Linked DNA regions of Mus musculus: regions 2 and 3 are each linked to region 1. The links are chromatin loops, found by intact Hi-C in ENCODE. Cell type or tissue: left cerebral cortex. All regions are shown on one strand. Each heading gives the region's core, and the rest is flanking DNA. Links, peaks and the distances in the headings are about the cores only. Region 1 overlaps Sgsm1 (small G protein signaling modulator 1). Region 2 holds the start of Aym1 (activator of yeast meiotic promoters 1). Region 3 has its middle 5.6 kb from the start of Mir7230.

Region 1 (10,519 bases), core at 3,111-8,110:
GATAGCAGATGCTTTCATTTGCTTGGACTTCTGTAACGGAATACCATCAGCAGATTGCCATGCAAGGCAGGCAAGCACTGTCTTGCAGCTCTGGAGGGATGAAGTCTAGGCCTTTCCTCTTGGCATCTAGATGCAATTTTCTCTCTTGTATCTTCTCTCTGGACCGTCCTGTGTCCCTGTTTCCCTCCTCCTATGGAGACACTGCTCATACTAGATCAGGGACCACTTCATAACCTACTTTTAAAGGTTCTCTTTTCAAATATGATCATTTTCTCAGTCAGTAGGAGGCAGTGTTTTTACAATATCCACTCTGGGGGGAGAAGGGACACAGCCCAGCACCCAGCCAGGGGAAGTGACTTGTCACAGCCAGAGACTTTGAGGTGCAAGAGAAATATCAGGGGGATAGAGAGATGGCTTAGCGGTTAAGAGCACTGGCTGCTCTTCCAGAGGTCCTGAGTTCAATTGCCAGCAACCACATGGGGCTCACAACCATCTGTAATGGGACGCAGATATATATGCAGTCAAAGCACCCATATACGTAAAATAAATAAACCTTAAAAAAAAGAAATATCAGGAGAGAGAATGGACATAGATAAGATATTCTAGAAATTAGGGTCGGGCATGGCTGAGTGTTTGGTAACAGAACTCACCAGGGTTGGTCTTTGCTCCATCCAAGCCCTGAGCCCTGAGAGAAAGCTGGGGGCCTGCCACATGGCTTGAGGAGGCTCATGGCTTCCTTAAGTGACACAGAGCAGATGGGACCTGATGTCTCCACAGAGAACAGCCCTGGCAGGGACAGGCAGATGGCCGCCTCCAAAGACCAGGGACATTGGCAGCAGAGCCTTACCTGCTTAAGACAGAGTAGACACGGCAGGGACCCGGAGCACAGCACTGGGGGGAGGTGTTCATCCAGTTAGCAGAGCCCCTCAGCTATCCCAGGCTAGGCCACCTGGGCAGGAAGGCTGGGCCAGGACTCAGAAGATTATTAGCCTGCTAGAGCTTCACTCACACAGACTCAGCAAGCTACTATGTAGCCACCAACTCTAGCCCCGCTTGCTTTAACTTCTGATTTATGTGCTTTTTAAAACACATTACTTATCGTGTGCAAGTGTGCATGCAGCAGTCAAAGGGCAACTCGTGGGCCCAGGGATCAAACTCAGATGGCCTCACTTGGCAGCAAGTACCTCTACCCACTCAAGCCATCTTGCTGGCCCAATTACTTCGTTGTATCTCTGCAGATAAATATCCTTAGTATTTTCTTCCTTCCTGGGCTTATTTCTTCCTATTCGCTAATTCCCAGGGTGTAAAGGTAAGCTGTTGTGTGAGGGTCTCCCTTCTTCTGACACCATGCTTTTCCACTATAATCTCCACTCAGCTCTATCCTCCCACATGTAGTAGGTCTCAGCATATTGAGTTTGGTCACACCTCAAGATGCTTTCTGTCGTCTCCTGTAGTTCCTATGACCGATGAACTGCTTCATTTCTGCACATTTGTGGGTCCCCAACCCAGCTCCTGACATCCTGTTTCATTCCACTGTGCTGCTCATAAAAGATCTGGCTGAAGGCGTGGCTCACTTGAGGAGTGCTTGCCTAGCATGTGTGAGGCCCTGGGTTCAAATCACAGTCGCACCTGTAAAACAGGGTGATCTCGTGGGCCTTGTGGCAGGGTTCATGTTGAGAGAACACTTCTGGGCTGCGATAGGGGGCGGCAGAGCCGGGAGCTGTTCAGAGGGCTGGTGCTGACGAGGGAGGGTGGGCTGCGGCTGACCTGTTACCTTGGAGCACTTAGTGCTGAGTGACTGAGTGCAGGTGGTGCTCTGTCCTGTCTGAGCCTCCTGGGAGCAAGCTGCAGGAAGAAGCGGAGGCAGCAGGGTTCGGGGGCACCCCTGTCAGGCAGCTAGCTGTGCGGTGTGCCGAAAAAAACGCAGAATGGCGACCCTCTGCGTGGGGATCCAGGATGTGGCTACTCTGGGCCCCTGTTAGAGGTCCTGGGATGGATTTCTGGGACAGGCCTTTGGATCACCTTGTGTGACCTCAGTCTCAAGGTGGGGAAACTGAGGCCCAGAGAGACAGGCTTTGTTGGAATCCCACAATGCCTCTGGGCAGAGTAGGATGCAAGCCCAGGGAAGTCAGAGAGCATTCCAGCCCCTGAGGTAAGTACTGTTTCCAAGGCCAGCTGTCCTTTCCCTGAGAGACCTTGTCTGTCTCCCTGGAGTTATTCAGCATAGTGCACCCCAAGCCGGGATTCCATCTCTGTCCATTCCATCTCTCCCTCCCTGGCAGGTGGATTCTCCTGAGCCTCTGTTTCCCAAAGCTCACCCACAAACCTGCTGGATCCCACATGGGGACTTGAACCCGGGGCTTCCTGGATCCCATCATTGACTGTCCCCATGCCACCCACTGAATTCCTGTATCTTCAGACTCACACAGTGTCTTAGTCAGGGTTTCTATTCCTGCACAAGCGTCATGACCAAGAAGCAAGTTGGGGAGGAAAGGGTTTATTCAGCTTACATTTTCATCACTAAAGGAAGTCGAGACTGGAACTCAAGCAGGTCAGGAAGCAGATGCTGATGCAGAGGCCATGGAGGGATGTTCTTTACTGGCTTGCCTCCCCTGGCTTGCTCAGCCTGCTCTCTTATAGAACCCAAGACTACCACCCCAGAGATGGTACCACCCACAAGGGGCCTTTCCCCCTTGATCACTACTTGAGAAAATGCCTTACAGTTGGATCTCATGGAGGCATTTCCTCAACTGAAGCTCCTTTCTCTATGATAACTTCAGCTGTGTCAAGCTGACACAAAACTAGCCAGTACACACAGCTACTATGTGCCCACAGGACCTTTACCAAGCACACAGTAAGGCAAAGGACAGGATGGGGGGGGTGTGTGACACTTATATTCTGGAGGGGAGACAGAGACAGGATGCTGCAGGAATCAGAGCACAGGATCTCTGACGGACAAGGGAAGGGAACAATTCTGGCAATGCTGTGCAGGGCATTTTGTGTGAGTTCTGGAAGAGGTGACAGACCTCCATGCAAATTAAGCAAAATGGGCAGTGTGTGCCTGTTGGCCCCAGATCTACTTCAGACCAAGAGGCTGTAGAAGGAAGAAGGGTTGTCCAAATACCCCAGACAACCTTCAGACACTCTGGTGCTGAACTCACAGTCTCCAGGTGCAGCAACCCATCCAATCAGCCCCTCCCACTCCCGTGTGCCCCTCAGGTGAAGCAGATCATGGAAGAAGCCGTTACCAGAAAGTTCGTCCACGAGGACAGCAGCCACATCATCTCCTTCTGTGGTGAGTGGTGACCGCCTTGGCAGAGGCAGTGGGGGGCAGCTTCCTGGCTGGGCTGCAGCAGAGGAGGTGTACCTGTGAGCCAGCTCTTGCATCACACCGGGCTTTGTGACTCTGGAGTTATTTCGGGATCCCGAGGGCATTCTGCAGGAGGAAGTGGATTTGGAAAAAGCAGAACTGTGAGGGGGCTGACGGTGGGGCGGTTGCTTCTTGTGTCCCGCGGAGGGCTTGCTTTATCCTGACTCATCCCGCCGGCTGAGGCACAGCCATCTCCTCCCTCTGTGTCTGCCAGGCTGGGTAAAGGATGGAGAGAGAGGGGTCTGAGGGCTGGAAATGCAGCTCAATTGGTAGAACACTTGCCTCAAACACTCAGCATTCCAGATTCCATCCACAGCTAGGCACAGTGGCGCATGCCCGTCTCCCTAGCACTCCAGTGGTGGAGGCAGGAGGATCACAAGTTGAAGGTCATCCTCCGCCAATGTATTGGTTCCTGGCTACACGTGGAGCGTGCGGGGTAGGGTGGGGGCGAAACCTCATCCCTTGTAGTAGGCAGACCAGGGTTCATGTCCTCCCTTGGCCCCATCCCACCGAGTGCACGTCCTAGTCTGCTTTATACTGTGGTGATAAACACCAAAAGTTACTTGCGGGAGCTATTTCAGCTTGGATCAGGGCAGAAACCCATGTAGGGCAGAAACTCACACAGAACAGGAACCTTGGAGGCAGGAGCTGATGCAGAAGTCATGGAGGGGTGCTGCTTTCTGGCTTGCTCCCCATGGTTTGCTCAGCCTGCTTTCTTATAGAACCCAGGACCACCAGCCCAGGGATGGCTCCACCCACAATGGGCGGGGCCCTGCCCCATCAATCACTAATGAGGAAATGCTCCACAGGGTTCCCTGAAGCCTGGTCTTGTGCAGGTGTTTTCTCAATTGAACTTTTCTCCTGTCAGATGATTCTAGTTGTGTCAAGTTGACACAAAATGTAGCTTGGACAATGGTGACAGATGAGTGTAGCGAGGGCGCGAGTGAGGGTGATGGTGATAACGGAGGAGATGATGGTGATAGTGGAGGTGATGGTGGAGATGATGGTGAGGGAGATGATGGTGACAACGGAGATGATGGTTATGGTGGAGATGATGGTGAGTGAGATGGCAATCGTGACAATGACAACAGCTGCCGATGGTGACCCATAGGTCACTCAGTGTGCGCACTCTTACGAGGGAAGGTTAAAGCAAAAAGAGAGGGAGTGATGGACCACAGCCACACGGCAGGCTGATGGCTGACAGGATGCACAGAGATGACCGACCTTGGTCCCCGTGCACGTGCTCATTAATCGCCAACCTCTCGACTCCTTTGGCACACGGGTATGGGATTCTCTGCACTGTCGGTGCTGGCGACTGTGCACAAGAGACAAGACGGCTACCGACCACTGTGTCCCCGCAGCGGCCGTGGAGGCCTGCGTGCTGCACGGGCTGCGGCGGAGGGCGGCCGGCTTCCTGCGAAGCAACAAGATCGCGGCGCTCTTCATGAAGGTGGGCAAAGGCTTCCCTCCGGCCGAGGAGCTGAGCCGCAAGGTCCAGGAACTGGAGCAACTCATTGAGAGCGCGTGAGTGTGCGTGGGGCGCGGCTGGGTCGAGCCTAGAGGGCGTGAGTGTGCGTGGGGGCGCGGCTGGGACGAGCCTGGAAGGCGTGAGTGTGAGTGGGGGGCGGTTGGGGCGAGCCTAGAGGGAAATGCTTGGTCCCCTTAGCCAGGCGAAAGCCACACCTCCTGCCTCTCCCTCTCTCCCTCCTCTTCCCTTCCCCCTCCCCGTCCTCCTTCCCTGCCCCCTCCCTGTCCCCTCCCCCCCCCCCTTTTCCTCTCTGTCTCTCCTGAGTGTATTCTCTCCTACCACCGGTCTTAAAGGCGAAACCAGATCCAGGGCCTGCAAGAGAACGTGCGGAAGCTGCCGAAGCTGCCTAACCTGTCCCCGCTGGCCATCAAGCACCTGTGGATCCGCACCGCCCTGTTCGAGAGGGTCCTGGACAAAATCGTCCACTACCTGGTGGAAAACAGCAGGTGAGAGACCGACGCTTGCACTCTGCCGCCACCCGCTGGCCATTCTGGGAACCGCACCCTCGAGAATAAACTGGTTTGTGTCCCCCCCACCCCCCCAACTCCTTTGAGGTTTGAAAGGCTTAAACAAAAGCTGTCTGTATGTTTGACCCCGAGCTACCTATCCTGAAAGCGGGAGAGGATTCGGGTGCTGAAGAGCAATGTGCAAACAGGGGCTTCACATTTAAGTCAAGATGGAGGAGGGATCTTGGAATCCATCCTTCTGCAATCTCCTCTACTTGATAGCTGTTTGAAGGCAGGACAGTCAGTCTCCCTCTCTGTGCCTTGGTGATCTCTCTGGCTAAAGAGCACGGAGTGCTTTACAGAGAAGAAGTAGAGATGAATCTAGCGGGCCACGACTTGTTGAAATACACAATGAGGCTAACCCTTCCAGAGTAATTTGATGTCAGTGTTTTACAGTATGAGACTTCCCGACCAGTTCTCATCCTGATAACCCCTCAGCATCATTGTAAGCTACCATGTGGGTTCTAGGAATCGAACCCGGGGCCTCTATGAGAGCAGTGGGCACGCAACTGTGGAGCCCTCCCTCCAGCCTGATCTAACGTTTACATCTCTATGTTGATATTTATGTGTCAGATGAGTTTTCAAGGAACTGGAAAATCACTCCACCGTATCGCTTGCCAACAAGCGCATTCCCAAACTTTCAGCATGAACATTGTGATGATGACATCACACCTCTATCAGGGCCAAATTTCAGGGACTTGGGGCTGGCATTTGTTTTGACCTGACAGGGTGGGGGAGTCTGTGAGAGCAGCCTTTGGGTCTACACCACAGCTAGACAGCGTTTTCTTGCCTTGGTAACAAGACAGCGTCGCCTGAGAGCCTGAGATTCTTTTGCTCTCCTAAAGGCCTCGCGGCTGTGTGGCGAGCTGGCGCCGGTGAGTTCCAGGCCAGGCATTTTTCATCAATTGTCTGAGATACAGTTATTTTTGCAGCTGAGGCTCTCAGCTGGGCTAGCCTAGTCCGCCCCGTGTGCCCTCTGGTGTTCGCCATGCAAACCTGCATGTCCTTTCCTCCCAATAGTAAATACTACGAGAAGGAGGCACTCTTGATGGACCCGGTGGACGGACCCATCCTGGCCTCTTTGTTGGGTAAGAGGTCGGGTGCGGATTGCATTTGGTCCTTTGTTCTTGGGGCTCAGGACCTGTCTCTTCTGAAGTGTCTTCTTGCTGGACTCTGGGGCATCCTCACTGCCTGGAGGGAAGTGGAGTGCTCTGAGGGAGACCATTCTGAGGCAGTTGGGGTGGGGGCACTCTTGGGGATGCCAGGTTCCCAGCCCTGTATGCTCCACAGTGGGGCCATGTGCCCTGGAGTATACCAAGATGAAGACTGCAGATCACTTCTGGACTGACCCCTCAGCCGACGAGCTGGTCCAGAGACACCGGATCCACAGCTCACATCTGAGACAGGACTCGCCCACCAAGCGGCCAGCGCTCTGTGTGAGATGGGTGGGCAGTGTGATGGTCTCTGGTAGGGTCTGGACTTGGCTTCGGGGCAGGCAGGGAACAGGGTGGGAGTCCTGACTGTGGTCACTGCCTCATACCTCCCTCTGTCTCTCTGTCTCTGTCTCTCTCTGTCTCTCCCCCCACCCTTGTGCTGATACCAGATCCAGAAGAGGCATTCCAGTGGCAGCATGGACGACCGGCCATCTATCTCTGCCCGGGACTATGTAGAATCTCTGCACCAGAACTCCAGGGCCACCCTGCTCTATGGAAAGAACAATGTTCTGGTTCAGCCAGTGAGTTCCGCTGTGCCTAGGTCATGTTCCTAGGGTTTGAGTACAGGTTATGGGGGCTGGGTGGTCCATTTATTCATCAATTCACCCACCTCTTTATTAATGTACCTATACACCCGTCTGTTTACTCATATATTCACCAACAACTCCATCTATACATCAATTCATGTATCAATATAGCCATCCGCTCATCCAGCCACCTCTGCGTTGCTTCATTGTCCCAGCAGTGTCTGCATCCACCAACCCATGCATTCACCCATCCATTCATCCACCCATCTACCCACCCATCCACCCACCCACCTACCTATCCATCCACCCACCTACCTATCCATCCATCTACCCATCCACCCACCCACCCATCCATCCACTCACCCATCCACCCACCCATCCACCCATTCATCCATCCATCTACCCACCCACCCATCCATCCATCCATCCATCATCTATCTACTTACACATACATACACACATGCATACATACACACACACACACACACACACACACACACACACACACACATCTCTATAAGGGCACATGGCAGTATCTCTAGCTAGCTGCCTTGCCCTTCAGCTCTTCCATTCCCTTCATCCTTGTTGATTTTATTTGTGTGTATAGCTATTCACTTTCTGTCCACCCACCTGGCTGTCCACTTTTTTTTTTTTTTGTCTGTTCCTACATCCCCATCCCCAGGCCATCTGCCTGGCTATGTACTCTTGCTGCCGCTCAGCAAACATTTACCCAGATGCTCTGTGTGACGGAGGTGTGGTCTTATAAAGGTGATCCTCTTCCTTGATAACACCTGTCCAGTACTCGTTGTGACGTGCCTTGGACTGCAATATGTAGAAATGGCAACGCAGAAGCCCAAACAAGGCACAGGATTGTGATTTGCTTTCACAACAGCTGCTCCTGTGAATGGTTGCCTTCTGTGCCCCAGTGGCTGGCTGGGCACAGGTGGAGCGTGAGACCTGAGCAGTGCCTGCCCTGAGGGAGGCTGTCCTTTTCTGTCTTCTGTCATTGGGTCACAGTCAGTGTGGTGTTGTGGTGCAGCTGGAAGGAAGAAGGAAGCAGTCCTAGCTCTGTGGTCACAGCCTTAACAGTTGGGTGATCACATGTCGTTTTGCCCTGTGGGCTGTCATATCTGCATCCCAGGGGGTACAAGGCTCTAATATCTTAGATTTAGGAAGTAATGAACTTAAGATGTACTCAGTTTTCAAGTGACCAACTGGAAGCTTCAAATGCTAAGAACAAGGGTAGAGGACTTAGCATGTTCAAGGTTCCATCCACAGCAGAGACAGAGAGAGGGAGGGAGGGAGGGAGGGAGGGAGGGGGAGAGGGAGGGAGGGAGGGAGGGAGGGAGAGAGAGAGAGAGAGAGAGAGAGGGAGAGAGAGAGAGAGAGAGAGAGAGAGAGAGAGAGAGAGAGAATGAATATGAATCATCAAGACATTGAAACAGGACCATGCCAGGCTCTGGCAGCAGAAGTGAGTGGTTGCCCTAAACCACATATGGCTCACAAAACCCAAAGTACTTCCTGTCAGTCCCTTGACACAAAAAGTTCGGTGACCTCTCTGACCCAGAAGTTCTGTGAAGTACAGACTGTTCACTGTCATCTCCAGCAATGGTCCAAAGGCCCACGGAGCATGGTGTCTCTGCTTTCCAAGGGGATCTGGGACTGGGTGACCTGGAGAGATGAGTAATGGGCTGTCACCCTGTTCTCGAGTCCAAGTCACAATAGCTTTGTCTTTCAAAGCTGAATCATAAGCTCCTCTCGCATGTCCTCCCTGCAAAATAACAGCCTTGCCCAAGCTCAATCGAGGGAGTGATTGACTTAGCTCGTGTGCAATAGGGTCATCAACAGCCACTTCACAGCTGAGAGATGCCACGGGTGACCAGACATCCTCAAGTCAGGAATGGATAAGGCTGCAGCTCAGGCAGGAGTGGGCAGGGTGTCCTTCCCAGAAGAGAGACGGGGACATTTTCTTGCCTGCCCAGTGACCTCAGATAATGGGAAGAGGATGAGAGGTTCCATGCACAGATTCTGGGCAGACAGAGGTTCAGGCTGCTGGAAGAATGGTGGGTGGGGCTTGGGGAGAGGGATTCTGGGTAATATCTACAGGATGGACTGCAGGTGGTTTCTCTGCTCGCTGGGCTTATGCCAAAAACAACCCAACCCTTTGATTCTGCTTCTGCATCCTTGAGGCAGGCTCAGGCCTGTGTCCACCAGAGCCCAGCAACATGACCAGGCCTGAGATCTCTTCTCTCTGCAGAGGGATGACATGGAGGCCGTGCCAGGGTACCTGTCTCTGCACCAGACAGCGGATGTCATGACCTTGAAGTGGACACCCAATCAGCTGATGAACGGGTCTGTGGGGGATCTGGACTACGAGAAGAGGTAAGAGTTGAACTTCAGTTGGATGTGCCCCAAGACCTTCTACTCATCTAAACACGGAGATGCTCTCTTCAGAGCCAGACAGGCCTGCCTGTTGTGTGAACTGGTTGTTATGGTGACCTGGCCCAGCCTCCCTGCTGCTGTAGCTTCAGAAGGAACACCAGCTTTGGGAGCACCTGGAGACAGGGGGCAGGGCCTCAGGAATAGGCGTGGTCAGCTGCTCACATTCATAAGTGTATTCTCAGGGGCCAGTGAGATGGCTCAGTTCCTCGAAGCCTGAGTTCTATTCCCGGGGCCCATCTGGTGGAAGGAGAGAACCTGACTCCTTCATATTACCCCTTGACCTCCACTCATTCAACATGCTGTGTACCCACCATACACACACACACAGCTAAATAAATAAAAATGTAATTTAAAGAATTTATGAGCTGGGTAGTTGTGGCGCTAATCCTTTAATGCCTTTAATCCCAGCACTTGGGAGGCAGAAGAAGGCAGATTTCCGAGTTTGAGGCTAGCCTGGTCTACAGAGTGAGTTCCAGGACAGCCAGGGCTACACAGAGAAACCCTGCCTTGAAAAAGAAAGAAAGAAAGAGAGAGAGAGAGAGAGAGAGAGAGAGAGAGAGAGAGAGAAAGAAAGGAAGGAAGGAGGGAAAAAAGAAAAGAAAAAGAAAAAGAATTTCTAAGTGGGCTCCCAGGCCTATCAAAGTGTAAGGGTAGCAAATACTGAACCTGTAAATGGCAACTCAGCAATCCATGAGGACACATCAGACTGAGTAAGAACTAGCCCCTCCCCCTCCCCAGTGACGCCACTTCCATATTCCCCCCAGCCTGTTTCCCAAGCTGTACTTAAGAGTGTAGGAGTAGAGCCCTTCACAGAAGGTGTCAGAAGTGGGTCACAGTTGCTAGTGTAATGCCTGCGTTACTCTGGGTTCTCCCAAGAGCGGGTACCACGAAAGGACTGATGAAAGAAAGACTTTGAGGAAGGACCTGGGGGA
Region 2 (10,519 bases), core at 4,464-9,463, 66 kb before region 1:
TCAGTCCAAGGTGGATAAAAGCCTCCTCAAGACATAAAGTAAAAAGTCAGACAAACGGCGCCACATGCTGCATGCGGTTCAAGGAGCCATGATGCTGATGTTCTGTTACTGTTTCATGATACAAAGGATGGCCCTGAAATATAGCTATCAAAACTATAAGCTTGTTCCGCTTGTAGGCTGCTACACCATGAAAAACTATTCAAAAGGGAAAGGCCCGAGTTCAGGCTCTGCGAGGGCGCCTCTGTGATGTCCTCAGAACCGGCTCCTTACCCTGATCTTTTAGCCCATCCTGTCCCACTGTGACACAAGACTGCAGAGTTTATTGGGGGGGGGGCGACACACATTTATTCTTACCTCTAGAGTCTGGGAAAGTCTGAGATCAAGGGATGAGGGCAACCGTTCTGGCCGGTATTGTCATCCCAGGGCGCCTCCAGGCAAGAGAGAGCAGGCTCAGTCTGCCTTCACGTCAGCCCACCTCTCCAGGGAGGAAGCCACACCCTCAACATCCATTCACAACAGCTACACGGTCAGAGAGAACTGACCCGAACGTGACCCCCCATGGCTCAGCCTCACTGCAATTTCCCGTTCCAACCCAGGCTCCTTGAGGAACACCACTCAGCCCACAGCTGTCGCCAAGGTGCAGCCAGCCCTGCAAGGGGGCTCCAGGGAGCCTCCCTGTGCGACAGCTCCAGTTTCAGACCAGCGTGAGGAGTCAGCAGGTAAGTCTTACACCCCTTCCCAGAGTTCCCAAACAGGGTCCCCATCCACGTCCTGCAGTAACTCAAGAGACGCCCGTGAGATGCTACCCACAACTAAGGGCAGCACGAGTGTGTGCCATGCGAGGCTCTCTACAGAGTACAACTCATGTTTATTAGTTGAAAAATTATACAGTAAATTCTGATCGTGGTTTCTGCTCCAGGCATCTCCTCCCAGATCCTCCCGCCTCTTCCAACACCAGACTTCCTTTCTCTTTCTTTTCATAAAACAATGCGGCAAATTTAAAAAAGAAAAAAAAAATTCAAATGAAAAGGAAAAAAAATTAAGACAAAATCAGAAAACATAATATACAAACAAGACTAGTAACACACCGAGGGACACAGGGGAGGAAGGCAAAGGGGAAAAAGAGAGGGGGTGTGGGGAGGGAGGGGGAGAGAGAGCACAAAACACAAATCTCAAACAAAAATATGAGACCAAAAAAACCCTGCCAAGGATGCCATCGAGTTCTTTTCCTGGTGGCCACATGCTGCTGGACACTGGACCTACCCTTAAATGTAGTTTATATACCCAGTGAGACGAAACTGGAGAAACTCCTTTCAGGCCCTTAAAAGACTGGAAGGGTATTTTTTGTTTGTTTGTTTGTTTTTTGGTTAGGAATTGGGGGAGTTCAGTTCCCCCAGTAGATGCTATGAACATATCTGCTTTGACCCTGTGCAGGCCCTGTGCACCAGTTGTTATTTCTGAGCGTGGAAGGTGGCATTTGGGTATCGGCCTCCGCATCATCCTGTTCTTGAAGCAGAGTTCACAGAACCATGGCAGCACACACACAGAGTCTAACTCTTAAACCTGAGAGGCCAGAGAGACCCCAGGCCCGGGGGCTGATTGCAGGATTCTCTTGTCTGGAAATGGAAACTTGAAGTACAAGTAAGAGGATTTACTGGAAATGACATTTAGGCATTTAGTGGCACAAGCAGGGCAGGGCACAGCCAATACACAGATGAGTCTCATTGGCTGTGTGCCAACCTTTTTTTTTTTTTTTTTTAGTTCCCTGACAGCTACAGGCTGGGGGGAGAGCAGGGATTGGGAGGGGGCATGTTTTAGGATGATGTGTGCTCCATTAACTCTTCGTGCTCCAGGAGGATGTGAAGTGGAAATTTGAAGCCCACTTCTTTCCCACCAGGGGCATCGGCTGAGAGCAGAGAGCAGCATTTACTTATTCCCTGAACTACCTGAGCACAGCAACAAGCTCAGTGGAGAATGACCCCGTGCAGTGCGCGTGCTCCTCTCTCTAAGAGATAATGGAACTAGAGCATCCTCAGAAAGTTCTGTGAGAGCACGGGGCTTCATTGCTAGACAGGGAGGGGTGTGTAGACTCACAAGGTTAGCATTTCCTTCTCAGCCCACCCTGGTCCACAGTTCAGTTGCCCTGGCATTTCTGAGTGGTGTCCTCTGTCTTGGTCTCAGTGCTCTGCCCCCCACCCCTGCAGTGGCTTCTCCGGGTGAGGGCAGGAGGACACCCAGGCACTGTTCCCAAAGCTTCTGCAGGACGCAGGAGCTGCTCAGCCAGCAGCTGCCCCTCTGCCGGGCACACAGCTCCGGGGGGGGGGGGGTTGCAGGGGGAGGGGGCGGTGCTGGCAGCTCTGGAGCTGGAGCAGGGAAGAGGGGACCAGTCCTGCTCTAGCTCAGAGCCCTTAGGGAGATTCCCTCCCATCCCACCCCCCACCCCAAGGCCCAGAGGGAAGATCTGCAGCCTTTGAGCACTCCAGTCCCTTATCCCACCCCTACCCTCTTCAGCCTCTCACTCCAGCAACCTGTGTGTGTGAGCTCACATGTGTTTCCTCCGGCATCTGTTACATGGGCCTGGGCAGCATTTTCTGAGCCCACTTCCAGCTTCTTTACTCACAGATTCCAAATATTTGTGCCAACCGTGGGCCACGCATGGCCAAGCCCAATGGCACGCAGGTGAAAGAGAAGGTAGAAGTTGCTTCTAAATTTACACCAAACTTCCAAACTACCTGCTTGTGTCCCGGGCACCCTTTGTCCTTATGGCCTGCCCAGGCTCTAGGGTATAAAAGACCTGTAAAAAGCGATAGCTGCCCCCAGCATCCTTACAGACCCCGCCCCCTGGCTTCCCTTAGCCGGCTGCAATCCCAGAGCTGCCCCTGCTCCAGCTTGCAGGACATCTCAAGGACCCAGTGACATTGCATGGGTGGTTGGTTAGTGTGTTTTCTAGATACCATTCCACGACCCAGCACCCTGGGTTCCTCTCTGCATCCCTGCTGAATTCTGCAGGCCTCCCCACTGGTGAGCCCGCCTCACAGCCCAGTTTGCTGTTTACTGACCTTATTATCTCTGGTAGAGGTGAGAGAGTTTGTAGGCTTGCGCCGCACACACCCGGACGTGTCCAAGACCCTTGCATAAAAAAGACTGCATTCAGAGCCCTGGGAGAATTCAGAAGGGTCCAGAGGGATGGCTGAGCATGCAGACACCGCTGCTAATGGAGAAGGAGCAGGAGTTCCAGTTCAACAGGGACACGGGACACGACTCGGCAGTCATGTGCTCACATCTATCACGTCTGCTAATGAGCTTTCCTGCCCAGGGCTGGGGCTCCATAATAGAGCTCTGAAGACAGCTCCAACCAGAGTTCCAGACCTCGGCTGTGAGCCCTGGCCCCCACTGTACCACCATCCAGAGTAAAAAACTCGACCCAAGGTTTCCCGCCACATCAGAGAAGGGAGGTGCCTCGACTCTCTTCCCCAGTGCCCTTTAGGAAGAGAGGCAGGACACCCTGTTGTTGGTTTCTCTGGTGTCGGACACCAGCAGACACCGTCGTATGCATCACACATGGGGGAAAAGTCTGGGGAGGAGAATGGGAGATTCCTATGCGCACACATGGATGAAGAGATTCTGTCCCACTGTACCTCCTGAGACTGGGTCTGAGAGTCACCACCCTAGACCCAGACATGCCAGGACCCACTGCCCCATGCTCTCCCCTCTCCCTGCCCAGGCTCTTGGGCTCCCTCTCCAATGCCATCATAAGCATAGCAGAGGAGCTTGGAGGGAGAGGGACGCCCCATTCTGGGGCCTTGTAAAGCTGCTGCATCCCATGTCTGGAAGCAAGCATGGCTGCCCTGCCCTCTCGTTCCCCCACACCCCCTTCCAGCCCATCTGCATACTCATGCTCCCACCCTAACTCTCTCAGCTCAAACTGCACCTAGTAAGGCCTGCATCATAGGACCCACACCAGCCTCACCTCCCTAGTGCGAGCGGTTCCTCCCCCCTCGAGTAAAAGAACTCGCCTCTCTCTGCTGGGAAAGACAAAGACACTTGGCATCTCAGGGGACCTCAGCCACAGTGCTTGTCCCAGTCTCCCTCCCATGTGGCAGTGGCACCTGACCCCCTTCTGTGGACTGCATCCCCCCCCCCCCCCCCCGCCCAGAGTTCTCAAACTTACACCATAGTGAGTTGCCACACCCTGCTGCCATCCCTGCCCTCAGGCGCAGGCTCACACCACAAAACAATACAATAAAACTCACAAAACAACACAAAAGTGGTACCAGTCACATGTGCAGCCCTTTTCCTTCATGTAACATAGAAGCTTAGACGGTCCCCACGGCCCTTCCGGGTTCTTAGAGCCTGTGGCTCACTCAGCAGTAAGGGTTCGTCAGAGCCTTCAAAGCTCAGTTTAAAAGTCAGCTCCTCCAAGGGGTCCCTGTGAGTCTTTCTGTCATTCTGAGCCTGTCCTGCTTTTCTAAACAGTGTGCTCGTGCACAGTTTGTCCTGACATATTGTGTCTCCCCCTACCATTTTAAAAATCTCTCTAAATGGGAGTGACCTAAACGTACTACTAGTCAGAGGTCAGAGACTAGCACCATGGATTAAACAGCAGTGAGACCTAACCACATGTTGTGTACAAAAAGGCAGACTTTCAATACTGAAACACAAGCTAAAGGTAAAGTGGTGGAGAAAGGCGCCGGTTTTGCTCACACAAATCAAAAAGTAAGCCAAGCAGCTGCAGATCCATCAAGCAAAGCAGCCATCACGGTGAGGAAAAGGATTTGTGGACAAACAGGTTCCACCTTTGGCTCGGTGGGCCAGTCCTCAAAGCCATAGCGTCCCCGGCATCCACGCAGCTGGGCTCCCTGACGAGAGGGTCTCATATCGGAGGAGGCGAAACCAGGTAGATTTGCAGAAGCGGGCAAATTCTCTACTGCAGTTGGAGACTCAGCCCTCCCTTCTTACTGATAAATGCAGAAGACAGAAAGGCAGGAGAACCTCAGAGACAGGCAGAGCCTCCCCAGTCGCCACCCGCCAGCGTCAGCATCCCACACAGCCCTGCAGTGAGCAACAGGAGAATCTACATCAAGAGCATATGAAACATTACCGGGAAAAGGCACCGCGCATGCGCGCAGCTGGAAAGGCGCGACTCAAATCACCAGGGTCAGCCTCTGCCACGGGAAATGAGTTCAAGAGACGGATTGGGAAGCTGCTGTGCCTTCCTGACTCGGCCTTGACAGTCCCACTGCCCCCTTGGTCACATTCTATTGACCTCTCGGGCAGCCAGGATTCCTGGAGGAAGATGGCAGCTGGGTGGGGGCTATTTGGAGGTGAGAGCACCTGGAAATTCCTCGGGAATCATCATCTTCCGTTTCTCTGGACAGTGGCTGAGCGCCAGGCCCTATGCTGGCGTTGGCTCTAGCCACCGACAAGCTCACTGAGTCACTGGAGCCGGTCCCCACTGGCTTCCCTCTTTCTCTCCAAAATGTTTCCCACCCAAGCCTTGAGTTCTCTCTCTAGCACAGTGCGCCTGCGACCCTTTCTGTGCTGGGGCCAGTGTCCCCTGTGTGTGCTATCCTCTAGACACACGTGTGGCTAAGGTCACTTGAAATGAGGCTCAGGTGCCTAAGGAACTGTAGTTTATGTAAAGTTTGGACGCACGGGTCTGGAGGGACATGCTGACCCCGCCCCGTGGAGTTTCGAACCCCGCCCCCACGCTCCAGGGCCCCCATGCTCAACTCCCCGGTTTCCTGATAATGACCTACAACACTCATCATGGCAGGCCCCCTTCCATCACCTGTCCTGGCCACTGTCAGTCACACTGGTTTGCGGAAACAGGCACTAGCTCCCCCCTCCACCCAGAACATTCTTCCTACATACACACAACCCCGGTCTTTTTTTCTCTCTCTTTTTTTCCTTCCCCCCCCCCCTCTTTTTTTTTAAATCTCACTATTTGATTCCCAAGCCAGGTTTCACTTCTGGGCTTCTGTAAGGGGATCTTCAGACTTGGACATCACTGAGCAGCAGGAGGGCAGAGGCACTAGTCTGGCCCGAGGGGATGCAGGGACAAATTCCCCCGCTTCAGCCACTCTCACCTACTCACAACCTCAAGCTTTCATATCTGTAAAATGGGGGTAAGAAACACCCGGCCTCTTTGTCGGGAGGCCGACCTTGTGAACTATAGACACAAATCAAAAGAGCGAGTGAGGCACACGGGGTGGAGGGTGGAGAGTGGGAGGTTAAGAGGTTGTGCAGACCAGGTGTGGCCCTTGTAATAATCCCACAGTTGCGGAGCTGAGGGCTTTACTTTGAGTTGTGGAGAGGGTAAAGCCAAGTTCACTCACAGCAGAGTTAGAAAAAGGGGGTGGGGGACAGAGAGCACCAAAACATCACCTGAGCTCTGGGCTGTGTGTTGTTGCAAATCCTCTGGAGTCAAAGGGTCCAGGGTCTATGCACTCAATAGTGGATGGTGGTGTGGCGCAGGGACTGGCAGAGGTGGTAACCTTCACCAGAAACATTATTTCTTCATCCTGCTGGACTCTGAGACTGGCCAACCCTCCCTGGGTGAATCAGAGATTGGGCTGTTTGCCCTGCACCTCTGAGAGGGTGCACTCCAGAAGCGGCCGAGGTAGGCAGGTGCACCAGGCACACAATGAGGACCCTGTAGGAGGCAGAAGGCTATGGTAGGTGCAGGTGGTCTGTGCCTCCCCACCCCCACCCCCTCAACGCCCCGTGCAGGCTTGAGTGGTGCACAGGACATACACTATGAGACCAAGGAGCAGAGAGAAAGAGGTGTGCTGGCTCTGGGCCAAACCTCCACCAGAAGTGTACAGGAGGAAGGTGGGAGGGCTCAGCATGGTTCCCGCCCATCTATCTGCAGGTCCTGGTGGACACTTAAGGAGATTGGCAAAATGGCAGCTACTGTCACTGGGTTGTATCCTGCCTCGTTCCCAGAAGGGGTATTTTGGGTTTGCATTGTACTTTTCCTGTATACTGTTTTGAAGAAAAAAATAATAATAATGGGAAACCCGACAGTCCTCTTTCGTTAGAGAAGATTGTAGAGTTGAGTATGCATTTAGAGTTTTCTTCGGACAGTTTTCCAATGCTTGGAAAACAAAAGGGGTCACTGGGAGGAGAAAAAAGTTCAGGCTTGATGGATGAGAGCAGGATTTCACTGCATGATGAGAGTGGGAAGCAAACTAGACTGGAAGATAAACTGCCCCCGCCCCACCCTGCCCTGCCCTGCTTCTAGGGACCTGGAAGAGCAGGAAATGGCATGGGTTAATGTGCAGCAGAGCGCACCACAAAAGAATTCGCCTGGACCTACACAGGCACCTTCAGGCTTCCCCGGTCTTTGTGCAGCATATGCCTGATAACAATGGTGGACAGGCTTATTAGGACTTTACCTGACTACCGATAGGAATGTTAGATTTAAAGTATTTTTAAAGAGGCTGTGGTATTGTATGGCTTACATCCCTCCTTTGTCAGAGAAATGCTAAAATAGCTGGGCTGCGCAGCATAGGGTGATCCTCCCAAGCTTGGAAGGGACCTGTGTCAGCTGTTCTAGAAGTTGCTAGGCAGTCACAATGGTTGTCATGGTGGAGGCACAAAGCAACAAAGCTAGTACAATGTAATCTAGCAAGGGGAATCAATGTTACTAAAGACAGGCTGCCTGGGGAGGGGCGTTATGCCAACTTACAAGAACAAATCAGATTTGATGATGGTGTAATTCAACAGTGCCATTTCACCACTTTAAGAGTTTAGGATTTGATTGGGTAACTTGGGGGGCGGGCAATGGGGGGGGGGAATCTACTTCCTTTACTAAAATATGGGATTCTGGAAGAGCCTTTACAGAATCCGTACAGAGGTTGAGTTCAGCTGTGAATAGAGCCATAACAGACCCTGAAACCTTACAAGTCATTGATAGAAATAGTGGTGTTGGAGAATGCCAACACCGAATATAAGAGAGCAATCAGACCATGGGAAGCACATGGAGCTCCCTGTAGATGAGTGGACAAGGGAGACAAGCAGCATCCGGTCTCAGGAGCATAATGCAAAGATCATAGGGCAAACCGTAGCTAGAAATATCAAAAATCAAAATGCTCAGTGTTTTAAATGTGGTGAATTGTTGGTCATTTCCAAAGAAATTGTAAGGCTAAAAGATTCAAAGCTCAAAATAACAGGTGCATTGACTCTAGAAGAGAACACGGTGATCCAAGAAGAGAACAAGCCGACTCTGGCCACTTTGAGCCACAGAGTCCAGGGTATGGCAGCCGCTGTGGAAATGGCAAACGTTGGTCAACGGATTGCCAGTCAAAGAGAGACATACGTAGTAACGTCTTGCCATGGTGGGGTAGAGGGGAGAATCGAGGGTCTCGCAGCCCCTGAGGTCAGTCAGGAGGTATCAGGAATGCAAGAAACTCAAAATTGGGTTATTTCTGATCCTATGCATGTTACAGAAGGAAGTGCAGTTTTGGGTCTGGCCACAGATAGCACTCTTACATTACTCCCCAAAGTGGAACATTACAAGTTAAACCTCTGGTGTGTATGCTCTCTTACCTTCAGGGACAGTGGGGATAATCTTGGGAAGAAGTGAATTAACTTCTCAAGGATGTATTGTGCATCCAGGTATAGTAGATGGGGCTAGCAAGACATAAAAATTATTTATACATGTGACAAAGGAGCTGCAACTCAATGCAGGGGACAGGAATTGCCCAACTGGTGTCCCCTTACATCAGGACAAGGCCGCTCCAGTAGAAAGAACAGGGGCTTTTGGGAGCACCGGGAAACTAGAAACATGGCAAACAGAGACCCAAATTAATAATGGCACAAATGAATGATGTGGACATAGAAGGTTTAGTGGATACAGGAGCTGATGTTAGTACACTTAGAATCCAGATTGGACACTTCAGGAGGTTGACACACAATGTATAGGAATTGGTAAATTATCACAAATAAGACAAAGCATCCAATGGACTACCCTGTGTGGGACCAGAAGGATAAATGGGGAAGTTGAGACCTTCTGTGGCTGACATACCCACAAATTTATGGGGAAGGGATCTTTTACAACAATTGGGAGTATTCATCAAATTAATATTCCTGCAATTTGGGGGGGGGGAGGACAGCAAATAAGGAAATTAAAGTTGATATGGTAGATGCTCCCTGGGAAGGTATTGAGGCAGGTGAGAGAGAACACTCGCAAGCTGAGTCAAGAAAAACCAGGATGTCACAGGGATTGCATTTCCAAATTTATGAAAGGGGCCACTGCTGACATTCCAACAGCCTTGCCCCTAAAAATGATTATCAAACTAGCCTCTCTGGCAAGAGCGGTGGCCCATAACAAAAGAAATGTCGCAGGCACTTGAACAACTGGTGCAAGAACAGCTGGAGGCTCAACATATAGAAGAGTCTACCAGACCGTGGCGTTCCCCTGTGTGTGTTGTAAAAAAAAAAAATCTTCACTATGCTGCCTGCCTTTGAGAGCAGCTCACCCAAGAACTGCTGCTGGTGAGGTTCCTGCAGCAATCTGCCCACTGCCAAGACCTCCCCTCAGGCCAATTGTCGAGCCTTCAGGAATTGAAAGGCAATTGCTGGCTCAGGTCTGGTGTCGCCTGCCTGGAGGACCGGTCTGCAGCTGCTGAGTCGTATTTGGTGTTTGCTAAGGGACTGAACTGCTGCCAAAGAAGATCGAGCTGGCCCCCAAAGAACTGCTGCTGAACAGGTCCACTTCCCCCCTATCCCAGCAACTTTTCTCTTCCACTGCCTCTGCTGGGGGGTGGGGTGGGGGGGCTAGAGGAGAGATTCAACACTTATTAATAGTAGTTGCAAACATTTTTTTTTTTTTTTTTGCCTGCCTCAGGATCACTACATGTCTAAGCATCTGGACACCCCTCTGATGCCACAGTCTGACTCTGGGGACCATGTGGGGGGGGGGAGGAGGCGGGGGGGGGGGTAAGGGAGAGGATGCTTCTGAGACCAGAAGTGCTAGCTATGGACAGCAACCTATGGCCTTCTCAGCTGCTGGGTCAGGGAGCCTGGCTGGGCTCCCTACTCCCAGGGTCCACTATGTGTCCCCTTGCCTGGCAGCTGTGCCCTCTCTCCTGGACAAACAAATCTGCAGCTGGGACCAAATGTCTCCCTCCCTTGAGCTTGAATGACCGATTTCCCCACCCCCACCCCCACCCCCGGGAGTCTGAAAACACAGGGCTATTGTTCTGGAGGAGTTTTCCCCGGTGTGAACCAGCAAAGCACTTGTAGCTGTTGGTTCCTCCACCTTCTCCCGCCCCCGCCCGTGGAGGAACCAACCCTCAGTCCAGGGAGACCCCTGCCCGGTCCATCCTAGTCCCAGCCCTGCTGCATGTTTGGGTTTGGGGTCCAAAGAATGAACAAAAGTATACAGTCTCAAAGACCTCGGATGTGCCACTGCCTCTCTCTGGGCCCCAGAATCCCATCTGTGTAAAAAAGGATGCTCTACTGTCCCAGGCTTGGGGAGAACAATGACTGATATAACTGTGGACCATACTAG
Region 3 (10,519 bases), core at 1,029-6,028, 58 kb before region 1:
CAGAGATAGGCACACACAGCGCATGTGTGTCTGGTGGGGCTTTAAAAGGCAGAGTCTGCGCAGAGTTCGGACATCAGTCACTGACTCTCTCCAGCGAGGCCAAATAAGTTCTCTTCGGAAAAATAATTGCCAGGAACAGAGCATTGCATTCCTCAGGTGGGGAATCTGGCATCGCTTATACCAGCTTCTTTTCCACACGCTGCGCTGCGTAACAAGTCACAGGGAGTGGAGAGAGGCAAGAGGTTTTAGCCACGGTGCGAGCATCCTAGGAGGCTAGGCCAGGCATTGCCAGGTGCCGCGGTAAACTCAACCATGGAACAGGAGGGATTCTCCCAGCTACTGTCCTGTCCGGCTCAACGCAAAATAGGTTCAGACCATACCTGAAGTCCTTCAGGAGGAATCCAGTCAAGCAATTTGCTCACGCAAATTTGCATATAAAAAATGAGGCGATTCTGGACTTGAGGGCAATTTCGGATTCGGCTATTTGGAAAGACTGCACAACGGAATAACATCAGACTGTCACTTCGTCTCCCGGGAACAGGCTTGTCATAGTGAGGCTGCCCTAAGACATTCCCCCCCCACCCCCACCCCGATCCCGAGGACATTTTCCCAGAGGCACCTGACAGACATCTGTTGTGACAAAATGCTAGTGAGAACCAGCTACAAGACCAAGGGACTTAGTAGTTCATGGCGCCCAGGGCATTCTTCGGAGGGGCAGAGCTTAGAGGAGGCATTCTGCACAGGGGGCGGGGCTTAGAGAGAGGGCTGGGGCTCCCAGGGAGAGATATAGAGCGGCTGGGAAGAGTAGCTAGACTGACTCTGAATCCTCACCTCATGGCGTCTACACATCGGCTGTTTAGTGCTGCCCCATCCCCTGTTCTCCCCTCCAAGTCCCCCATGGATCGAGCAAGTGGAACGCAGGTGTCCAGGCTGAACTGAGTCCTACATGGTACAGACATCCGAAGTCCAAGGAGTCGGAGTTACTTCCTTCCTGTTCTGTTCCTTCTTCAGCCACCGCGCCATGCTAGACACTTTGCTATGTTGGAGGCAGGAAGACGCAAAAGACCTCTTGTCTTCGAGGCTCTTGTCTTCAGACTGGAAGTCACAGGTCAGCAGGGACAGACCCAGGTTTAGGACAGACTCGGGAGACTGCAGAGCGAGGAATCCACACAAGTGCGGTGGGGATAGGGATCCCTTCCTATGCTTCTAAAAGTCAACTGACAGTCAGCCTTTGGTGGGCTGCACGCCCACATCTTGTCTGGTCTAGAAACAGGTTTAAACTAGACAGTGACGCGATTCCCCCCAGGGTAGTCACAGGTAGATCCCCCATGCCCCCGCGCCCCCGTGGTCATTCTTTTTGCTGGGAGGGCAGAGGGCATGGGCACGGTGAGGTCATCACTGATAGCGGCTGATAGACCTCTTGTGTGATCCAGACAACATGGTGTTAGCATTGCCTCTGGAATGCTTCGGATCACCATTCCCAATCCCGTGTCCTACTCATGGGTGGAGGGATCTGGGCCCTGCACCATCGCTGCTGCGCAGGTCCTATCTCTTCCTCATGACTCAGGCTTTGCCTGGGCTCAGCCCCGGGGCAGCCTGTTTAGGTCCAATGAGTATCTGCCAAATGCTCACATGGGAGGGCCTCTCTCAGATGTGGGAAGAGTTCTTACTCAGAGGGACACTCAAGCCCCTTGGGACCCACACGGTAGAAGTTAGGGGTAACTGCTGGGGCTCTGCTGCAGGGTCAGGAGCAAGGGGCAGGGCTCCTGCAGACAGCACCATGCCCCTCCCCCTCCCCACTAGCTCCCAAGGTCTGGTCACACCTAGACAAGAGTTTTCCGGGCCCTGGTCACCCCTCTGTTAAACTGGGCCTGCTGGGAATCCCTCCGGGCCTGGATGCTGACACCTCACTGTCCCGAAGCAGCACACGTGTATGTGCCTCAGGAGCACTAGTGAACCCAAGAGTGATCAGCTAGTCCTCTGCAGGGAGCACGGGGAGAGTGGCCACATTTCTAGTTTATCCTTGAACTCCTGTCTCCACTGCTCAGCTTGGCAATCGCTACCCTCTCTATTGCTTGGACTTACTTCAGTCATTACCCAGTTTTCAGTTAATCCAGACACCAGTGGACAGCCTTGATCACACTAACCGCCCTTTAAGTTTCCCATACAGGGAGATGCCGTCGGTGCCTAGATCCACAATTCGAAAACACAGAGGACGTTCATAGAGGGCTCTCAAGCTTCTAATCTCAATCTGCCTCGGGGCCTGCACCCCGTACTCTGAGCCCAAATAGTGTCCGCCACAGTTGGAATTCAACGCTGCTAGAATTGATACGGAGGATTCGGGGGCCCTGGGGAGTGGAGGAGGGTAGGTTTGAGGGGGCGATTGCTGCAGCTTTTGTGTTGAGGGTTGGTCTAATGATGCTTGTATTATGTTAATCTAACTAAGTCTTTCAAAATGCAGGAGAAACCGCAGGGAAGGAACCCTACCCTCGGTTGGTTTTGATTGGTAAATAAAGTTGCTGGCGGCCAATGGCTGGGCAAAGACAAGGGCAGGGCTTTTAGGAGTCCCCGGCAAGTTGGGGGATGAGGATGAAGGGTGGGAACGGGGACAGAGAGCACAGCCTTCATGTAAGAGCTGGGACTCAGCCCAAGAGGGCTGCACATCTGGGTTTGGGGCGGCCAAGATGGAATACAGGTTTTAGTTAAAATTTGGGATTATCGGAAGGTGGATTAGCCACGTGGAGGTTAGGGAGTGGCGCAGCCTTTGAATATGTCGAATCAAAAGGCTGAGGGTGCATCTCTTGTTAGGGAATAGAAAGCATTGGGGTGGGTAGCAGGAACTCGACGCCGCCCCCGCCGCCCCCGCCGCCCCCACCGCCGGGATCTTATTGAGTGGTGTTAACTGGGTGCTGCTACACTCTTGTCTTTTGTTTGCGGGTTTCCGACTCCCGATGAGAGCAAGAGTAAGCAATGTCTTGCTAAAGGCTTTCAACTGACTCTCAGACCCTGGGAGGGTCTGAGAACCTAGGGGAAAGAGCGGGTGACCGCACGTCACACCCCAAAACCTCGGCTGGTACCCTAACATCTAGAACTTCTTACTTGTGCCTGTGATTCCAGAGGTCAGACAGTGGGTGCAATCGTCACTCAGGTGCAATACCAGGGATGGGAAGTCGTGGGTCGAGACTGTACCCAGGGCAGTCAGTGTGCATCCTCCAGAGACTGAGGGGGTGGGGGGTGGGGCTTGTGTAGTCAGAGGGAAAGGAAGGGCGTGCAGAAGTCTGGCTCTTACACTGCTTCAGAAACCCTGGTGTGGGGCTTGTGTGCCTTAGGCTTGTGTTCTCAGAGCATCAACCTCCTTCCTTGCTCCGCTACTGAGACCCAATCTTTCCTCTGCCTCAGGGATTTTCAAAGCCCCGGGTCATGTTTGGCAGCCATCTTTCTGTACAGCACAGAGGATTTAGGTCTTGGTTTTGAGTGTGACTCACGGGAAGAACTCTCACAGGAAAGGACGTGGCTGGCACAGCCTTGAACATGGGGACAGTGTTCTAGCAGATGCCAGGTGGTGGGCGAGAATCTCCACACTGTCAGGTCTGCGGGCTCCAAGATTTAGGGTGTGAGGAGTTCCGGGGTCAGGGCTGAGGACTGACAGTGGAGAGATGCGTGACCCTGGCTGAGCTCCACCCCTCACTCGCCCACACTGGAGTCTGGAATCTGCATCCCTCTGAGACTCAGGATGCAGCCTGTAGGCATCCACGCCCTCTGGGGGAGGGGCACGGCTCTAGACAGCTATGGGCGTGTGCCTGGACACCAAGTATACCCATTCCATTCTATGAGAACTTCCCACTCTCTTCCGATTTGATTCGATATCCAGTGCAAACACTGGCAGGTCCCTGCTTGCTACGCATGTCCACCTCCAAGTCCCAACCACAGACTTGAGAGGATTTTGGAGAAGTTGTCTTCACTGCTACACCTACATTTAGCATCTTAATGGTAGGGAAATGTGTGGGATTGGCATGAAAATCCAAAATTTTCTGAGTACCTGCTAGCATCATGCTAGTTGCTAAGCAAGAACTCAGTTTGCTCAGCGTGGGATTCATTGCATCCTAAGGCCAGTGCACAGTAAGGGGTCCACACTTAGAGGAATGGACCCAGCAGTGGTCAGGAGAGAAGGGTGTCTATATTCCTCCATGTTCTTAGAGATGTCTGCGACAGAATATAGAAGACAAGTAGAAAAACCATGGGTGCAATGCAGTCAGTGTCATGGACAGAAAGTTCTAGAGACTGATGGTCTTGCGGAGAAACAGCAGGATATAGACATCCCTTCCCGGTCACAGCTATAGAACTGGACTGATGGGAAACTACAGAGACCAGAGACCTCCATCCATCCCTACTGCAGGGTGGAGAAGTCCTGGCCCTCGATGAGGACTGCAGGTGTGAGGGGACAGACACTGGTAGTGCCTTGGGGTGAATAGTGTGGAATAACACCGTCCATGGAGCAGCAGGCCCTTAGCTCTCTCCGCCATCTCCCCCGCTCTTGGTCTCTGTGGCCACCTCATCAACACTACTACTCCGAAAATTCAGTAGATCGATTGGCAACAGTGAAGACTCAGAAAGAACCCGTCTGCGTGTCAGCTTCCTCTGCCCTGCCCCTTCCCTCGTCTCCCCACTTGTGGCTCCTCTTTCTCAGTTTTTGATTTTTTTTGTTGTTGTTTTTTGTTTTTTTTTGGGTTTGTTTGGTTGGTTTTTTTTTTTTTTTTTTTTTTTTGGTTTTTCGAGACAGGGTTTCTCTGTATAGCTCTGGCTGTCCTGGAAGTCACTTTGTAGACCAGGCTGGCCTCGAACTCAGAAATTTGCCTGCCTCCGCCTCCCAAGAGCTGGGATTAAAGGCGTGCACCACCACGTCCTGCTCTTTCTCACATTTTTGACTCTCGTCATGAGGGATCTTGTCCATCCAGACACTTGACCTCCTGGGAAGGCAGCAGGTTCACTGTGTCTGCAGAGACCCTCAGACTCTTGCTGGGTAGTGCCCTGGTTTCAGGTGCCAAGCTACAACACTGAATAGGAGCCAGGCAGGGACCCTTTATGGGGACAGGGGCAGGACAGCTTGAGGTGTCACCACTTATGTAAAGGTTCAGGAGAGGGCCTGGGCCACTGGGTGCTCAGCATAAGCGCAAGTGTGTTCAACCTTCCAGATAGGGAGGTAATTGTGAGTCTCGGCCACCTCTTGCTGGAGACGGCAAAGAGTAGGAGGTGAGGAGTGGTGAAAGGTAGGAAGAAAGTGTGATGAGGGTGTGGTGAGCAGAGGCAAAAGGCTACCACGCCCCCCACCTCTTCCTTGGCTTTCAATTTGAGGACACCAAGATCAATGAAAGAGGCACCGCGGCTGCTTTTGGGTCAAGGCGGGAAAGGTCACGATCATAGGGAAGTCCATGAAGTGAATGCCTGTCCTGAGAAAGCCCCCTCCAGCACAGAGACTTGTTTCTGGTTAGAGAGACAGGCGGGCTGGGAGGAGCGGGGATCAGAAATAAAATGCGTCCTTGGGGAAACACAAAGAGCTGGCCCCTATTTAAGTGCAGGCTTCAGGATGGCCCCTGTGGAGGACACTGCATGGCGTCGCCCAGTATCATTCGGCCTCCTGCCCCAGAGACCCAGCTTCGTGGGACTCGGCTTCCCCACCCCAGCATCCTTACAGAGGCCCCTTCCACTGCTTCAGGTTCACTGACAGGGCTGCCCCAGGAGAGCCCAGGCAACCGCACTGTTGGAGGACAGTCATGCTCTTCCCACACACAATACCTTAGCAAAGGATCACAAGACAGAACTTGGTGGCTGCTGGATGTTGAGTAAAAGGACCTCTGAGGAGCCTTCTGGAACTACACAGGCTCCCAGCCAGCCTCCCTCTCCTCCTCTTCCTCCCCCTCCTCCTCTTCCTCCCTCCTCCCTGGTCACTGCATCTCCCCTGGCACCCTGCAACTGTCTGTGCTGCTGCAAACTCCTATAATGAGTAGCAGCACCTTAGGAGGTCAGTGACCTGCATCCATGGCACTCGCTCACAGCCACTTGGCTTTAAAGTAAGGTTTGCACTGGTTAGACTGGCCACACTGAGTGGACATTTAGGGTATAATGTTGCGTTTCATCCTTTCATATTTACTGTTGCTCACGTGTCTATAGTGAGTGTAAATTTCTGGGAGGCAAGCCTCAGGCCCAGCGAGCCTCCTCTGAGGTCCCCCAAACTATTTCAGTTTCAGGTCAAAACTATGACAAACTCTTCATTCCCCAGCCAAGTGTAGATCTGCACACATCTCCCCCACGACAGCAACCAACACCGCAGGAAAGCTGAATTGCAGCCCTAACACAGCTGAAAACACTTGTCGAAACCTGACATCACTAAGAGCGATTTAGACTCGGAGGCGTTCCCAAAGGAGAATCTGAGATGTCAGAGTGGGACGGCCATGGGGTGGGGTGGCGACAGAATCCCTGCTTTGGGGGCACGGCCAGGACTGTGCTAGAGAGTCATCGCCATCAAGTTAGTAGGGACATCTGATGGCCGAGGGATGTGACAGGAGCAGGGTGTGGATGGTTCAGAAGAAACCTTGAGTGCGGGAGCCAGTGGTTACAGAACGAACTTCACAGAGATGCTCTGCCCCTGGCTGTGCAGGGCAGAGGCCATATGAGAGTCCTCGAGTGAGTTCAGGGGGTCAGGGGGCAGGAGGCAGGAGGAACATCCTCAGAGCAGGTACAGATGTTCCCAGCCAAGCTTCATATCAAGTGTCTGGTCTGGAGACACCACCCAGACCGCTTCATCCCTACCAGGCAGGGGACCACAGCCACGGAGCTACTTTATCCCTAGTAATCAACATTGACAGTTCATCAGAGGCTGCCCAGTGGGATCCGAGCACACTCCTTGTGGTGGGGCCATGGGACTAGGTTAGGTTTGAGTTTTGAGCCACCTAGGGGCCAAGAAGAACATTGGTTCCTCAAGAGGACCCTTGCAGCTGATGAGGAAAATTCATGGGAAGTGGGGAACCTAGAGTGGTCTCCACTCTCCAAGTTACATCCTACTAAAATAAAACTGCCCTAACTTTTGGTGCAGGACTGCAGTGCAAAGGCAGGAGTCTGGGTCAGCTACACGCCATTCTCTTGGCCAAGCACTTCTTCAAGGTACCCACTCTCTTTTCACAGCCTCTGTGGGGTGAGAAGATCTGGGGAAAGGAGTGAGGGAAGCCCTTGGGGGTGGGGTGGGGGTGGGGGAGTCCACAACATCATCATGGACTCTGGTTTATGCTCTGTGTCCCCGGGGAGCCAAGGACATGTCTTCTATCTGGTCCACGAGACCTGTGTGACTCTGGGCACGTCACTTCATGGACTATCAGATACTTAATGTTCCACTTGCCGCACAGGGCTGATGTGGGGGTCACAGGGCTGACGACAATTCCTCCTGGGGAACTCCATGATACCATGCTCATGTGAACTCTGAACCTACCAAATGCCCCCCCTCCCCACTCCCCGAGTTTTCTGGCTACAGGAAACACCCTCACATATCTGGCTCTCTCCAGACATGTAGCACAGGCTGCTCAGGCACAGGCAGGAAGCACCGTTCCGTTTTCCTTCAGACTATGTGCGATCAAAAGACTAAGCTTTATACCCTGAGAATAGTAGGTAACCAAAGGAGCGTTCTGGTAAGTAAGGCGAGAACTATCTAAGATGAGAACACCAAATCCCTGCCTGGGGTCTGTACCACTTACTATACTGCCTTTTCTTTCTAAAAATGATTCCAGACTCTGCCCCTTGAGTGGTTTAAGTTTGCCATACACTGGGAGGCCCTCTTCCCGATGCAGCCATGGTTCAGCTGGCCCCCGAGGCAGTGGGGGACAACAGAAGAAAAGGGTATCTGGGAGGCTCCCCTGGACATCCGTGCTCCTGTTTGGAATATGCTGTCTAAGCGTTGAGGCTCAGGGGCACAAGATGCAAAGATGCTAAGACATTCTAAGGAGAGAATACATGCAGCTACTGTAGTGCCGCAAGAGGCTCTGCATCCTTGTCAGGGGAATCCAAGACAGACCAGGAGGCGGCCGGCAAGGCCATCCTACTGTCTACCCCAGTTCAGCAGAGGCCTCTGGCACAGTAGCAGCCGAGTCCCTAATGAGCCAGAACTCGAGCAGCAGGCTCCACATGCAGAGTGGTGTAGCCACAGCCCCTTCTCAGCCTCCCTGTGTCCAGGCTGCTTTCCCTGAATGACCCCGCCCCAGCACAGGAGCTCCTCCCACGAGCTGCTTCTTCACAGTGCTCCTCTAGCTCTGGCCAGTTCAGGCAGAGCTCATTATTTATGCAACTGTCACCTGGGCAGTTGGTCGGAATGTCCTGGGTTCCGAGCCAGTTGGGCATCAAGCAGACTACTGGTCTTTCAGGATAGTCAGTGCTGGAGAAAGGAGTTGAGGACTTGGGAAACCTTACCTTCTGCAGGGCTTCATTTGAGGCTAAAGCATTGCCTGTTAAATTTGAGGTGGACGTGGAGAGCCCAGAGTGAGCAGTGTTCTGTTCACTCTCTAGGGACAGCCTCTCCATCAGGAAAGCAACCACGACCACCCTCCTTCCCAACCACCACTGTGGAGCAGAAGAATTTGGGAAGAGGAGTGAGTGCTTCTCGGGCTCTCCATCCAGGCAATACCATGTAGGTGCTGGGGGTCAGGGGAATCTCGATCTTGAAAGAAGAACCCACCATGTTCTCAGCCTTCAAGTCAAGACTGCTCGGGGAAGTGATTCTGGGCGAGTCGTTTTATCTATATTTCGTGCCCAACCTCACCCTAAGTCACAAGGGGCAGCAGGTGTCAAGGAGCTAGGAACAGACTATTTCTCTAGAGTGCCTAAGAGGTAGAGAGGCTGAGGCCTTGGGGAATCAGGCCATGCCTCCCTACAGCCTATCCTTTACCAAGTAAAGAACAAAGCACCTGCGCTGGCGGCCTTGCAGCTTCGGAGGAAGCTCGCTCTCATCTTCCTCCCTCATGCCTGGCACCTAGGCTGACATGAGGACATGAAACCACCCCCTCCACCCCGAGGAATATATAAGGATAAGAAAAATTTTTTTTCTAGAACTAAGTGCACTCTCTCTTAACTTAGGACTCCCTAAGCACACTGGCTGTCGCAAGATGCTCTAATTCCCCCTCTTGAAGCTAATCTTGGGAGTTCACTCATCCTAGCTCCTGTGCATCGAGATTATCTTTTCTTGGTTGATTTTTTTTCAAACAATCTCCATACTGGATTGGAAAAGCCAACCTCTGCCCTGACCTGAGTGACTGCCTTCTTGTGAAGGCTACCACCACAATAGGTCCTCCTAATCCTTTTGGATACAAACAACAAACCTTCTAGAAAGTACTTTTGGTGTGCTTCGGGCTCACTCTGTGAGAAACGAGCAGGCCCTGGGAACCGCATCTCCATCACAGAATAGGGAATAGACAGAGACTGGCTGGCTGAGCTCCTTTTCCAGACACACATGGCTTTTATCTCAGGCCATCAAGGCACCAAAAAATCACCCCTCCCTGTGCCCTCCTAAGCTGTTCACACTTACCCTACGGAAACAAGAGAACTTTCTGCACAGCTCTTTTTTGAGCATTTTAAAGGCCAAGGTAATAATGTCAACTGGTGGTTTCGAGTCAGGTGGCTTCCTCCTACAGGCTGCGCCGTACCCATCTCCAGTGTCCAACCTGGAAGTTATAGCTATGTAGCTATCTCCTCTGAGTTCAAACCTTCTCTTCAGGAGGGAGGAGACTGGTTTATATGATTCAAGAAGTCAATGAAGCTTAGAGATCCGGTAACTCAGAAACTTCAGGAGTTTCACAAGTCTCCCACCCCCAGGTTGTATAAGCAACAGTGATCGCTTGAGAGGGGAACCCCCGTGGGGGAGGGCCCGACAGCAGCCATAAACTGTGCAGGGGAGACTTGTGACCCATGCATGCTGGGGTGTGCTGTTCAGAGGGGTGTCATGTCCTTTGGGATACCTACCCATGCTCCTGTGCAAGACCGCAACAAACTCATTGGTTCACAAAGCTACACTTGGGTGGAATTCCCAAGTGACTCTACCTCGGTCTCTGTAGAATCCAGTTTTTGGTTCTTTGTTTTGTTTTTTTCTGCTGACACAAGAGCGACAACAGCTGGAGAAGTGGCTCCGTAGTTAAGAAGAGTCACTTCTCCTCCCGTCTTCCCTTCAATCCCCATACCAGGTTGGAAAAGCAGAGCTGCCCTACCCTGAGTTATTGCCTTCTCTGGAGGACACTGGTTCCCAGCAGCCATGAAAAGCAGTAACGCCATCTGGCCCCTGAGGTCATCTGTGCATATGTGACCCACACCAACACAAGACATATATGTGTAAATAATTATTTTTAGAGTCTTTCCTGTGGGTTGGACTTAAAATACGAGGAGGTGGGGGGTTGCACATCAAACCTTTTTCTCTTGTCTTGAACTTACGACCCATAAAATTCACATTTCAAAGGTGTGTGGTTTTCAAACAAGCACAACTTTTACAGTT

The links. Peaks named below come from ENCODE experiments on the same cell type or tissue, not always from the same donor. Only the 100,000 strongest peaks of a DNase experiment are listed, where the experiment ranks them.
Region 2: a loop joins it to region 1, with 5 times the contacts of the local background. A loop is called at or near these places in 2 of 42 quality-filtered maps.
Region 3: it touches region 1 in a loop (5-fold over the local background); 2 of 42 quality-filtered maps call a loop at or near these places.

The regions. Positions count from the first base shown.
Region 1 is chr5:113,281,600-113,292,118 of GRCm38, reverse strand. Sgsm1 (small G protein signaling modulator 1) reads left to right here. Exons shown (of 25, transcript NM_172718.3): 3 at 3,220-3,295; 4 at 4,732-4,894; 5 at 5,192-5,344; 6 at 6,425-6,492; 7 at 6,695-6,840; 8 at 7,008-7,139; 9 at 9,403-9,527. Among named protein-coding and RNA genes, the nearest start is that of Sgsm1, 24 kb to the left of the region's middle. In left cerebral cortex, for the core only: CTCF peaks have their summits at 5,360 (motif pointing left) and 6,394 (motif pointing left); DNase peaks (open chromatin) are centred at 3,449, 5,373 and 6,050; H3K27ac peaks cover 952 bases.
Region 2 is chr5:113,349,062-113,359,580 of GRCm38, reverse strand. Aym1 (activator of yeast meiotic promoters 1) reads right to left here and starts at 2,287. Exons shown (of 1, transcript NM_001012726.2): 1 at 1,760-2,287. The coding sequence starts at 2,064. The coding sequence ends at 1,927. It also overlaps 1700016C19Rik. In left cerebral cortex, for the core only: no CTCF peak of the experiment used is centred there; DNase peaks (open chromatin) are centred at 5,063 and 7,557; H3K4me3 peaks cover 497 bases; H3K27ac peaks cover 712 bases.
Region 3 is chr5:113,337,949-113,348,467 of GRCm38, reverse strand. No RefSeq gene overlaps it. Among named protein-coding and RNA genes, the nearest start is that of Mir7230, 5.6 kb to the right of the region's middle. In left cerebral cortex, for the core only: no CTCF peak of the experiment used is centred there; DNase peaks (open chromatin) are centred at 3,153 and 3,710.